Linked DNA regions of Homo sapiens: region 2 is linked to region 1. The links are chromatin contacts, found by Hi-C in ENCODE. All regions are on one chromosome and are shown on one strand. The core of a region is the stretch at or near the end of the contact, and the rest is flanking DNA. Distances in the headings are between cores, read along the strand shown. Region 1 overlaps MACROD2 (mono-ADP ribosylhydrolase 2). Region 2 has its middle 11 kb from the start of OTOR.

What was found. Hi-C counts contacts between places; a loop is a spot of excess contacts on that map. Pooled maps may share reads with other maps.
Region 2: a loop to region 1 is called in a map of HepG2, with 3 times the contacts of the local background. The contact joins two enhancer-like sites. A Hi-C loop is called at or near these places in 7 of 168 maps with a recorded cell type or tissue (CD14-positive monocyte, CD4-positive, alpha-beta T cell, CD4-positive, alpha-beta memory T cell and 3 more), 28 of 37 single-sample maps with no recorded cell type and 22 of 50 pooled maps.

The regions. Positions count from the first base shown.
Region 1 is chr20:15,697,245-15,703,772 of GRCh38, reverse strand. The region is part of intron 8 of MACROD2 (mono-ADP ribosylhydrolase 2); the gene reads right to left. Among named protein-coding and RNA genes, the nearest start is that of MACROD2-AS1, 770 kb to the right of the region's middle. Within about 2 kb of position 4,097, at least 3 of the 41 ENCODE cell types and tissues checked have a DNase peak (open chromatin) inside an H3K27ac peak, as active enhancers do.
Region 2 is chr20:16,755,687-16,762,182 of GRCh38, reverse strand. No RefSeq gene overlaps it. Among named protein-coding and RNA genes, the nearest start is that of OTOR, 11 kb to the right of the region's middle. Within about 2 kb of position 1,547, at least 4 of the 41 ENCODE cell types and tissues checked have a DNase peak (open chromatin) inside an H3K27ac peak, as active enhancers do.

The DNA of each region.
Region 1 (6,528 bases), core at 2,848-5,347:
CATTCACTGTATGAGGATCCTGTAGACCCAGCTGAGCCTTCAGATGAATAATCCAGATCAGCATTGTAAGTGCAACTTCATGAAACACCCTAAAGCAAGAACTACCAAAATAAGCCACTCCCCAGACTCTGCCCCACGGAAACTACAAGATTTAAAAAGGAAAATCTATTATTGTGTTAAGAACACAATTTTGAGATAATCTGTTATTAGTCATCAGTAACTCATATTAGTAGCAAATAATCAATAAAGTTTATTTGGAAGATGGTGAGTCAATCAGTGTGGCTTTAGTGGAGAGTTTATAGACTGGGGGTTGTAAGTTAAGATACCTCCAGGGTTCTGGCAGAAGAATTACAAGAGTGAAGTGACTCCTTCCTGAGTCAGAGAGAAAATAGGAAGTGACAGAGGCTGTGTCAACATGGTAAGCCCATTGCTATCTCCATTCTGGGCAGGTCCATGCAGAGCTGAGACTGTGGGAAATGTCAGGTGGAAGATATAGTAGTGGTCATGGTTTGGTGTCACAATGTGGAATAATTAGAACAGATCTTTATTCTGTCAAGAAGGGTATCTCCTAGGTTTTCTTGCAGAATTCTAATAGCTTGAGGTCTTACATTTAAATCTTTAATCAATCTTGGATTAATTTTTGTATTTGGTGAAAGGCAGAGGTCCAGTTTCATGCTCTGCATGTAGCTAGCCAGCTATCCCAGCACCGTTTATTGAATAGGGTGTCCTTTCCCCATTGCTAATTTTTGTCAACTTTGTCAAAGATCAGATAATTAATTGCAGGTGTGTGGCTTTATTTCTGGGTTCTCTATTCTGTTCCATTAGTCTATGTGTCTGTTTTGTACCAATACTATGATGTTTAGGTTACTGTGGCCTTATAGTATAGTTCGAAGTTGGATAACGTAAAGCCTCTGGCTTTGTTCTTTGGCTTAGGATTGCTTTGTCTATTTTGGCTCTTTTTTTGTTTTTCAGTTCCATATGAACTTTAGAATAGTTTTTTCTAATTCTGTGAAAAATAACGTTGATTTTCCTTGGCAAAGAATTTATGGCTAAGTCCCCAAAAGTGATAGCAACAGTAAAAACTGACAAGTGGGATCTAATTAAACTAAAAAGCCTCTTGACAGTAAAAGAAACTATCAACAGAGTAAACAGATAACCTACAGAATGGGAGAAAATATTCACAAATTATGCATTCAACAAAGGTCTAATATCCAGAATCTATAAGAACTTAAACAATTCAACAACAGCAACAACAACAACAAATCCCTTAAAAATGGGCAAAGGATATGAACAGACTCTTCTCAAAAGAAGACATACAAGTGGCCAAGAAACACATGAAAAAATACTCATCATCACTAAACGTCAGAGAAATGCTGATCAAAACCACAATGAAATATCATCTCACACAAGTCAGAATGACCATTAACAAAAACTTAAAAAAATAACAAGTGCTGGCATGGTTGCAGAGAAAAGGGAATACTTATACACAGCTTGTGGGAATGTAAATTAGTTCAGCCACTGTGGAAAGCAAGTTGGAGATTTCTCAAAGAACTTAAAATAGAAATACCATTTGACCCAGCAATCCCATTACGGGGTAGATACCTAAAGGAAAATAAATCACTCTACCAAAAAGATGCATGCACTTGTATGTTCATCACACCATTGTTCACAATAGCGAAGACATGGAATCAACCTAGATGCCCATCAATGGTAGACTGGATAAAGGAAATGTGGTACATATACACTCTGGAATACTACATAGCCATAAAAAAGAATAAAACCATGTCTTTTGCAGCACCATGGATGCAGCTAGAGGCCATTATCATAAGCAAATTAATGTAGGAACAGGAAACCAAATACCACATGTTCTCAGTTATAAGTGGGAGCTAAACAGTGAGTACTCGTGGATATAAAGATGTGAATAATAGACACTAGGGACTACTGGTTGGGGAGAAAGAGAAGGGGGCATAGCCTGACAAACTACCTATTGGGTACTATTTACTACCTGGGTGATGAGACCATCTGCACCCCAAACCTCAGCATCACCCAATATGCTCCCATAACAAACCTGCATATGTACGCCCTGAATCTAAAATAAAGTCAAAATTACTTTTAAAAAACCTTATTCTGGAGGCAATCATCAATTCATAACTATATTAAGGATATTTTCTCTGGAAATGTTACCTAGAATACACTGAAAGGAGAAAGTACTGAGAGGAAAAGAATAGTTTAGAGATATTTTAATCATGCAAACTTGAAGCCATTGGAACATGCGCTAGAGTTATAGAAATATGAATGAAGATGTTATCCTTAAAAGAAGTAAATATATAATAATAAGGTTACGAATAATTGAAAGTAGAATACCTCAATTAAGATGTTCTCTTATAACTTTTCTTTAAATCTCACTAAATTTTTAGTGCCCTGTTAGAATGTAAGCTCCATCAGGACATCAGCTCCATACTTTTGTACATGACTTATTGCATACAAAACCCAGAATGCAGATTTTTGTGTGGAAAATCACGGATAATATTGCAGGTTTCCAGGCCATAGTCTCTGTCACAACTACTAAACTCTGCCATTGTGGCACAAAAGCTGCTATGGACAATACATAAATAAATGTGAGGTGCTCCAGTGAAACTTACAAAAAGAAGAAAGGGCCAGATTTGGCTCAGGGGCTGTAGTTTGCCAATTCGTGGGCTGGACTAGTGGAGGTCAGCAGTTCTCAAAATTTGGTTCCCAGATCAGCTGAACCAACATGAGCATCGTCGGTTAAACAGCTGAATGGGGCTCAGTGATCTGTATTTTAATAGGTTCTCCAGGTGGTGAATGCTGGTTTGAGAAACATTTGTGTAGGCACTCAATAACACTTATGTGATAGATGAATGAATTAATGATTTATATCTCCATACATGCTAACTTTTGTCTCTATTACAATCATATATAAGATAGTATTTGGGATCACAAAATTATACGTGTGCTTATTAAGTCTAGCTCTGGGTATTAATATTTCATGGTATCCCACAAAGCAGGCCATGGCTTGCAGGCACTTTACCATCTAACGGACTTTGAAAACCACTAATCTAATACAGCTGCCTTGTTTTAAAAGACAACAAAATTGAGGTCTTCTACAGTTAATTAACTTGGCCAAGCTACATGTAAATGCTGAGTTAAGAAAAAACACGCATCTTTATGTAAATAAATATGCCTCACATATAATCTTACGTGTTTGGGCTTGCCAGAGAAACCAAACATTCAGGGGGAAAAATAAGAGAAAGAAAGAAAAGAAACGGGCAGACTGCTAAGCTCAGGAAATCTTGCAGCAAAGGCACTTCGGAGCCGAGTTGGGGCAGCGGCAGAGCAGGGATTCCACGCCCCAAGGGAACAGATGCCCCTGCGAAACCATCGCCAGTGCCGCGTCCTTGCAGCCTGATGCTCCCTCACATCGGGGACTCCGGATCTCTCTCAGCTCCTTTGGGTTGCTCTCTCAGAGAGCTCCTGGGATCATGTCAGACGGGAGGCAAGACCAGATTGCAGCTCTAGACAGAGCAGCATGCAGAGGCTTGCATTGTGAATTTTAGCTTCAGAACTGCAAGAACAAACCAGCAATCCCGAAAGGACTCACAGACCCTCTGTAGGAAGCAGACTGCTCCTGCAGGACCCGAGAGACCCCCAAATATTGAGTGCCCCAACTGCGGAACTGAGAAAGGGAGACCCTCCTCTCCCAAACACACACCCCCACTGGAGAAGCTGAAGGTCTGTTTGCAGAAATTTCTGACTTTACCTGGAGCTGAGTCAAGTTAGTGAGTCGAGTAAAGGTGTGGGGGAGGGTAGAAGAAGCAGCAGAAAGGCCCTGGGGGCTTCCTAGGTCCCCAAGCAGCCCATTCCTGCCTGGCACCACAAGGATCCATTGGAAGGATGGCCAGAGGAGCAGGGGGTAAAACTCCACAGGGAGAAGGAATTCTCTAGTCGAACTTTGTAACAATTTGAATGAGCTGAGAAGCCTCCTGGCAAGAACTCAGGGGAGGGCACAAATCCGGAGTGCAGACGTCACAGGTGGAGGAGGGAAGAACTAAAGCCCTTTCTTTCGCAGCTGGGAGGTGGATGGCCTTGGGCAAGTTTTCAGGCCCGTCTCACCCTCCGCCTGGAAACAAACTCGGGGCTGTGGCAGGGGACACAGCGGCGGCTCTGATGCTTTCTGGAAAGCGCCCCCTCCTGGCAGGAGGCCAACCAGCACAAAAACAGAGCATTAAACCACCAAAGCTAAGGACCCTCACGGATTCCATTGCACCCTCCACCACCTCCAGCAGAACAGGTGCTGGTATCCGTGGCTGAGAGACCCATAGACAGTTCACATCACAGGACTCTGTGCAGACAACACCCAGTACCAGCCCGGAGCCAGGTAGACTCCTTGGGTGGCTAGACCCAGAAGAGAGACAATTACTGCAGTTCAGCTCTCAGGAAGCCACATCCACAGGAAGAGAGGGAGAGTACTACATCAAGGGAACACCCCATGGGACGAAAAAATATGAACAACAGCCTTCAGCCCTAGACCTTCCCTCTGACAGAGCCTACCCAGAGAAGGAACCAGAAAACCAACCCTGGTAATATGACAAAACAAGGCTCTTCAACGCCCCCCAGTAAATCACACTAGTTCACCAGCAATGAATCCAAACCGAGAAGAAATCCTTGACTTACCTGAAAAAGAATCCTGGAGGTTAATTAGTAAGCTAATCAGGGAGGGACCAGAGAAAGGCGTAGCCCAATGCAAAGAAATCCAAAACATAATACAAGAAGTAAAGGGAGAAATATTCAATGAAATAGATAGCTTAAAGAAAAAGCAATAAAAAATTCAGGAAGCTTTGGATGCACTTTTAGAAATGCAAAATGCTCTGGAAAGTCTCAGCAATAGAATTGAACAAGTAGAAGAAAGAAATCCAGAGCTCAAAGACAAGGTCTTTGAATTAACCCAATCCACAACAAAGACAAAGTAAAAGGAGTAAGAAAATATAAACAAAGCCTGCAAGAAGTCTGGGATTATGTTAAATGACCAAACCTAAGAATAATCAGTGTTCCTGAGGAAGAAGACAATTCTCAAAGCTTGGAAAACGTATTTGGGGGAATAATTGAAGAAAACTTCTCTGGCCTTGCTAGAGACCTAGACAGCCAAATACAAGAAGCACAAAGAACACCTGGGAAATTCATCACAAAAAGATCTTCACCTAGGCACATTGTCATCAGGTTATCCAAAGTTAAGACGAAGGAAAGAATTTTAAGAGCTGTGAGACAGCAGCACCAGTAACCCATGAAGGAAAACCTATCAGATTAACAGCAGATTTCTCAGAAGAAACCCTACAAGCTAGAAGGGATTGGGGCCATATCTTCAGCCTCTTTAAACAAAACAATTATCAGTCAAGAATTTTGTATCCAGGGAAACTAACCATCATATATGAAGGAAAGGTACAGTCGTTTTCAGACAAACAAATGCTGAGAGAATTCGCCATTATCAAGCCACCACTACAAGAACTGCTAAAAGGAGTTCTAGATCTTGAAACAAATCCTGGAACCATATCAAAACAGAACTCTTTAAAGCATAAATCACACAGGACCTATAAAACAAAAATACAAGTTACAAGCAAAAACAAAAAACAAAACCAAAGTACACTGGCAACAAAGAGCATGATGAATGCAATGGTACCTCACATTTCAATACTAACATTGAATGTAAATGTCCTAAATGCTCCACTTGAAAGACAGAGAACTGCAGAATGAATAAGAACTCATCAACAAACCATCTGCTGCCTTTAGGAGACTCACCTAACACATAAGGACTCACATAAACTTAAAGTAAAGGGGTGGAAACAGGCATTTCATGCAAATGGACACCAAAAGCAAGCAGGGGTAGCTATTCTTATATCAGACAAAAGAAACTTTAAAGCAACAGTGGTTAAAAGAGACAAAGAGGGACTTTATATAATGGCAAAAGGCCTTGTCTAACAGGAAAATATCACTATCCTAAACATATATGCACCTGACACTGGAGCTCCCAAATTTATAAAACGATTACTAATAGACCTAAGAAATGAGATGGACAGCAACACAATAATAGTGGGGGACTTCTGTACTCCACTGACAGCACTAGACAGATCATCAAGACAGAAAGTCCACAAAGAAGCAATGGATTTAAACTATACCTTAGAACAAATGGACTTAGCAGATATATACAGAACATTTCATCCAACAAGCACAGAATACACATTGTATTCAACAGTGCATGGAACTTTCTCCAAGATAGACCATTAGATAGGACATAAAAGGGGCCTCAATAAATTTAAGAAAATTGAAATTATAGCAAGCACTCTCTCAGACCACAGTGGAATAAATTTGGAACTCAACTCTAAAAGGAACCTTCAAAACCATGCAAATACATGGAAATTAAATAACCTGCTCCTAAATGAGCATTGGGTCAAAAATGAAATCAATATGGAAATTAAAAAATTCTTCGAACTGAATGACAATAATGACACCACC
Region 2 (6,496 bases), core at 298-2,797, 1.1 Mb before region 1:
TTGGCCTTTACCCACTAGATGCCAGTAGTGATCCCCTTCAGTTGGAACAAGCAAAAATGTCCTTGGACATCACCAAATGACCCTGGGGAGAGGGGAAGAGGGGAGGAATGAGAGGTCAAAGTAGCCCTGAGTTGAGAACCACCCTGTTAGACGAAGTAGAAACCCAGATTTACGTTTGTTTAATCATATTCTGGCAGGGTGTTGTGGACAGGTTGTGGGTCTTGAAGCCAGGTTATCTGGCTTCAAATTCCTGCTCCTAGAGTGAATGACTTGAGACACCAGGTTCTGTGCCTTCCAGCCACCCCATGGTGCCCCTGGAGGGAACTACAGGTTGTGTTAATTGTTTTCTAGGAAGTTTCTACTCTCTGAGCTCAAGGTGCTATTGCTGCTTTTCTATAAATGGATTAAATCAACTAAAACTATCTACAAACTCTGCAGGGCTCCATATCAAAACAAACATACAAGTAGGTTTGAAAGTGAAATGTCAGCTTTCCCCTAGTATGTGTATTTTCAGAATCAATCAAAGTGACTATAAGGTTAGCAATAAAGGCATATTAATACCCATATCTATGCCATGTGTCAAGCAGATTTTAAATTCGTGTGTGCTGGGAGTGAGGGGGAGTATGGAGAGTACCTGAGAAGGCAGCCCTGACAGTGACAATTCCAAATGCTGTTGAGAACCACTCACACCCTGGGTTGTTGATTCTAGTCCAGAAATGTCTCTCTGGATGCCAGATCTCAAACTGACCACTGGAGGTCATCCTTGTCCCACCAAAGCTTCTCACTTAAGACTAACTTGCACAGCAGAAAGTTTCAGCAGAAGCAAATCAAGGAGAAAATGTGAGGCTGTATTAGCGACCCGACCCACAGAGGTTGTGGCAGGGACTAGATTGTGAAAGGACGAAATGAAATGAAATGAAAAGCCACCTTGGGCGGAGCTAGTAAAGTCAATGCAACACCCAAATGCCCTTGAATGCCATTGTAGTGTTTTCACACACCTCCTGGCTTCAGTGGTATTTATTGCCAATGCCAGAACTTCCAGCTGCCTTGAGACCTCTTTATCTATATGCAAAACTGCCTAAAAATTATGCTTTCTCACCAAAACCCTGAATCCATAACTGACAGGCCACAAGAAAGCTCAGCTTCCTCTCCTTAGGTCCAGGCAACTCTGAGATGTAACTTTCCAGCTCCCAGAGGCCCCTGTGGGATCAGGCACCAACCAGCCACTGTAGGACCTTGCCTGAGATTGCAGCTTGTCTGAGATTCCTCCCCTTCCGTGTCCTGCAGTCCCTCTCTGCCTTACCTATTTTCCCTGGGAGTCATTATTTGACAAATCATTGTACGTAAATCCTCATTACAGGGTCTGCTTCTGGGGAATCTGACCCAAGACACTGGTTTAAACTTGATGCTCAAAACTTTTGATTTTTTTCCCCCATGGTCGTCTACCTGGCTGCTTCAGGTAACCGTGGGATTTGGGAACACATATTACCTAGAGTAGCCTCCGTGCCCCTTGGCATTTTCCTGCAGGACAGACCGGTATTGCAAGTCTATTCCTGGGCCTCAGCAGGCTCAGCTGACCTCTCCGTGTCTGTCCATCGCAACATTGGCTAAAGTGGTTTGCAGAAACCTATGTGTCTGCTTGCGGTTCCTGGGAATCCAGGCTTGAATCTGTCTGCTAATCCATTTGTAGCAGCACTAAGAGTAGTAATTTAAAGCCCAGGGAAAGATCTAGGAGCAGATAAAAAGATCCTTAAATTATTTCAGAGTCATGAGGGGCAAGGGAGGCGAAGGAGCTGGAAGAGATCTGACAAGCCATGAATGGATCCAGTGAGAGGGTAGGGTGCACACCTGGGTGGGTGTTTCACGGGGGAAAAACCTGGCTGTGACTCAGGATTTCTGCCTTTGGTTTGTAGAAACCTAAGCCCCAACATTGGCTTTTTATTTTTTTTTTCCCAGTTCAACATAGCATTGCTCAAGCAAATCAGCATTCTCATCTCAACTGATTCATTTGGCCATTGTAAATTCATAAGCTGAAGTGAATAGAGAAAAGGGAGGGAGAGTTGGAAGAGATGGAAGGAGGGAGAATTGGTGGGGTATTAGCAGCACTACCCTAATTTTTTACCCCCACAACATGCTGACTTTAGCATAGCGTGCGCTTGAGAAAAATGATTAAAACAATTGCTCACGTGTGACAGAAAAGTAATTTCCATTTAGAAAAATATTTAAATCAAAAGACAGGGAGCATTCTCTTTGTTAATAATGGGCTAGATTACATAGAGGGTAGATTATATAAAGTGTGTGGATCAATATATCATTTTTCTGATTAAGTTACTGATATACTATGGTATTTGCAGGGGATGCAGCCCAGAAGACCTTTATGTGGTGAAATTGTGTTTCAGTGGTATCATAAGGAAGATTATTAGCTTTTTTCTTATTTTTTCCACCATTTTCAGATAGATGAGGATGATGGTTGAAGAAATGAGATTTTTTTCCCAGTGCATTTGATCTTATTTCTTCTCTCCACTCATAGCAGAAATACCCACTTCCTCCAGAGATTAGTTTAAATACTACATGAATAAGCTAAACATTTCCCTGTACTAAACCTGATCCCTGAGGATATTCACATCCCCTCAGCCAATAAACCTTAGAAGCAGTGATGGGCCCCATTTATCTGAGGTCAGAAGTGGGTGATGCTAGAGAGAATGACACTCTCATCTTCTAAGCTTAGGAAATACGCCATGGTGTTCTAAAAGTTTACTGCACAAAAACTGCTGCTAAATTTAGTCACAATGTTCATTGTGAACAATGAACTAAGTCATCTGTGACTCAAATATTTTTCACACAGACTATGTCTTCACAAAAGCAGTTCAGGAGTGGGAAGGAGGGATTGTAGGGGGATGGTGACTACAATAACCCAAATGTTTCTGGTAAAACTCTACTGACAATTCCAACAATTACTTCAGTTATTCCATTTCATTTTGCCATTTCACACAGCAATTCTGAAAAAAGTCTTGCTAGGCCTGCTTCAGAAAGGATCTTATGAATTCCTGGCCAGGCATTTAAAGGATTGGTTTCTAATCTTAATATCTGATGGGGATTCTGATTTCTGACTTACCTCTTACAGTTTTACAGAAAGCAAAAGTAGCAGTTTCAACCACATGCCCCTTGAAAAAGAGATATAACTTTTAACAAAAGGAGTGCTATTACAGCAACAATATGCTGCCCAGTCTTCAGGGAGGAGCTTAAGTGGCTTTCAGCAGGTAATCGAAGCCCTGCCTTAAATTGCTCTTTCCTGCTATTTCCTGAAGGTTTGTTTCCATGAAGTAGCCAAGAAAGGGAACTCAAAAGCCCATACACTGAAAATGAGGTGTTCTGCAGATGTAAAGACCCATAAACTAGGTCATTATTAATAATTTCTACAGCACTATAAATGTTTTATTCAAAAGGATCACTGGCCACTTTTGTATTAGTCATCCCAAGGACAAGTGCTCACAGAATTGGCTAAAGTCGAGTGAAGTCACCATTGGCTGGGTGTAGGACAGCAGGGAGAGTAGAATGGCCTCCTGCCATTTGCAATGTTATTCATTCCAGGATCCAAGAGACTGAGGGAGAGAAGGACTTAAGGTAGGAACATGGGAGCATATAAGAGAACAAGACCTTCCTGGTTTGATCTCTTTTGCCTAGTGCCCACCCAGACATTAAGAATAACATTTGTCAAGAAACAGAGAGAGAGAGAGAAAGAGAGTTTTCACTGTTATGCAAAGTATTAGTAACATGCCTTGCAGACCATTTCAGAAAAAAACTGTGGAGAAAAGCAAGAGCGTTCTAGAAGGAAAAGATGCTCAAGATATACTTCTAATTCACTAAAAAGAAGTCTAGTTCTTCAAACATTTCAAAATGTTTTAAAACCCTCTCATTTTAAAGTTTAATTTTACTACCATTTATTACATACAACCGTGTACTGTGTAGTGTGCTGGGTGATTTTGCATACAGTATCTAACTTAATGCTCACAATTATCCCAAAGATAGTTACCCTCCAAAGGCATTACCCATTTTTTAGATAAGTGAATTGGTAAGCAAGTGGTTAGTTGAACATGGTCCCACAAACAAAAGAAGCCTGAGCCATCATTCCTCACAATGTGGAAAAATTCCTGAAGTTCTGAGACCTATAATGATCCCCATTTCATGTATTCCACTGACATTTACGTAATATAAGGAAACCAGTAAAACATAGCCTATTCAAATCACTCGTATTTATTATAGGATTACTTAACAAAGTTGTATCCAATATAAAATCACGCAATCTCGTAATCTATCCAGAATAAACTTCTCATTGGCATGCATCCCCCACCCATGTATACTTTTTTAGAGGATGATATGGTTCGGCTGTGTCCCCACCCAAAATCTCACCTTGAATTGTAATAATCCCCACACATCAAGGGCGGGACTAGGTGGAGATAATTGAATCATGGAGGCAGTTTCCTCCATACTGTTCTTGTGATAGTGAGTGAGTTCTCGCTAGCTCATGAGATCTGATGATTTTATAAGGCTTTTATAAGGGACTTCCCCCTTTGTTCGGCTCTCATTCTCTCTCCTGCTGCCATGTGAAAAAGGACATGTTTGCTTCCCCTTCCACCATGATTGTAAACTTCCTGAGGCCTCCCCAGCCGTGTGAAACTGTGAGTCAATTAAACCTTTTTTCTTTATGTATTACCCAGCCTCAGGTATGCCTTTATTAACAGCGTGAGAACAGACTAATACAAAGGAGTAAAAGCCACAGTACCTCAGTCTCCAGATGGGCACCTGTTGTGGTCTATGGAGGCATTCTGTCTTCACTGTGCTTTGGATCTTGCACAAGACTCTTATCAGAGTGAGGTTCAAAATTTCTAACCAGAGACTTGGACTTCTAGCATCAAGAAAGCAGAGGGACAGAATACACTTCTGTCCTCATAGCAATTGTCATCAAGCTATGGAAACTCAAGGTGCTTACACTGTGGTGAGAAACTCTCTTTTGGAGATTGTTTCCCCCAGAGATGTTGTTACATGAGCTTTGGAGAAGACAAACATCCAAACCATATCACCATCCTTGCTAAGATGGTGATCCTTGCTAAGATGGTGATATGGTTTGATGTTTGTCCCCTCCAAATCTCATGTTTAAATGTAATCCACAATGTTGGAGGCGGGGCCTGGTGGGAGGTGTTTGGGTCATGGGGGTGGATTATTCATGAATGGCTTGGTGCCCTCCCCAAGGTAATGAGTGAGTTCTGGCTCTATTTGTTTGTGTGAGAGCTGGTTGTTTTAAAAAGCCTGGCACCTCCTCCCCTCTCCTCTCTCTTGCTCCCTCTCTGGCTGTATGACATGCTTGCCCTCCTTTCACTTTCCACCTGAGTACCAGCTTCTTGAGGCCTCACCAGAAGCCAAGCAGATGCCAGTGCCATGCTTCCTATATAGCCTGCAGAATCAGGAGCCAAAAAAACCTCTTTTCTTTATGAATTATCCAGTCTCCGATACTTCTTTATAGCAATGCAAAATGGACTAACACAGAAAATTGGTACCAAGGAGTCTGGAATTGCTATAAAAATACCTGAAAATGTGGAAGTGGCTTTGGAACTGGGTAACAGGCAGAGATTGGTAGAGTTTGGAGGGCTCAGATGAAGACAGGAAGATGAGAGAAAATTTAGAACTTCTTGGATACTGGTTAAATAGTTCTGACCAAAATGTAGATAGAAATATGGACAGCGAAGGCCAAACTGACAAGGTCTCAGATGGAAATTAGGAATTTAGTGGGAACTGGAGCAAAGGTTACATCTGTGTTACATCCCAGCAAAGAAGTTGGCTGCACTGTGTCCATGTCCTAGGGATTTGTGGAAGAGTAAACTCAAAAATGATGACCTAGGGTGTACGTGGCAGAAGACATCGCTAAGCAGCAAAGCATTCAAGATATGGCATGGCTGCCATATCTACCAACCTGCAATCACAGATGGAAGCAAAATACTGACTTAAAGTTGGAACTTATAACTAAAAGGAAAGTAGAACGTAGAAATTTGGAGTATTTGCAGCCTGGCCATTTCTTAAAGAAGGAACAAGCATTTTCAGGAAAGGAATCCAAGCAGGCTGGGAAGCAACCCTTGCTAGAGTGAATTGCATGACTAAAAGGGAGTCAAATGCTAATAGTCAAGGCAACAGGCAAAAAGTCTTGAAGGCTTTTCAGGAACCTTTGAGGCAGCCCTTCCCATCACAGGCCCAGAGGCCTAGGAGGAAAAAAGAATGGTTTCAGAGGCCTTGCCCAGGGTACTGCTGCCTTGTGCCACCTCAGGATGCTGCTGCCTGCACCTTGGCTCCTCCAGCTCCAGTTGCAGCTCAGAAGGCTCCAGATACAGCTTGGGCTGTTGCTCCAGAAGACATAAGCTGTAAGCCTTAGTGGCTTCTATGTGGTATTAAGCTTACAGATACACAGAGCAAAAGAGTGAAGGAAGCTTGGGAGATTCTACCTGGA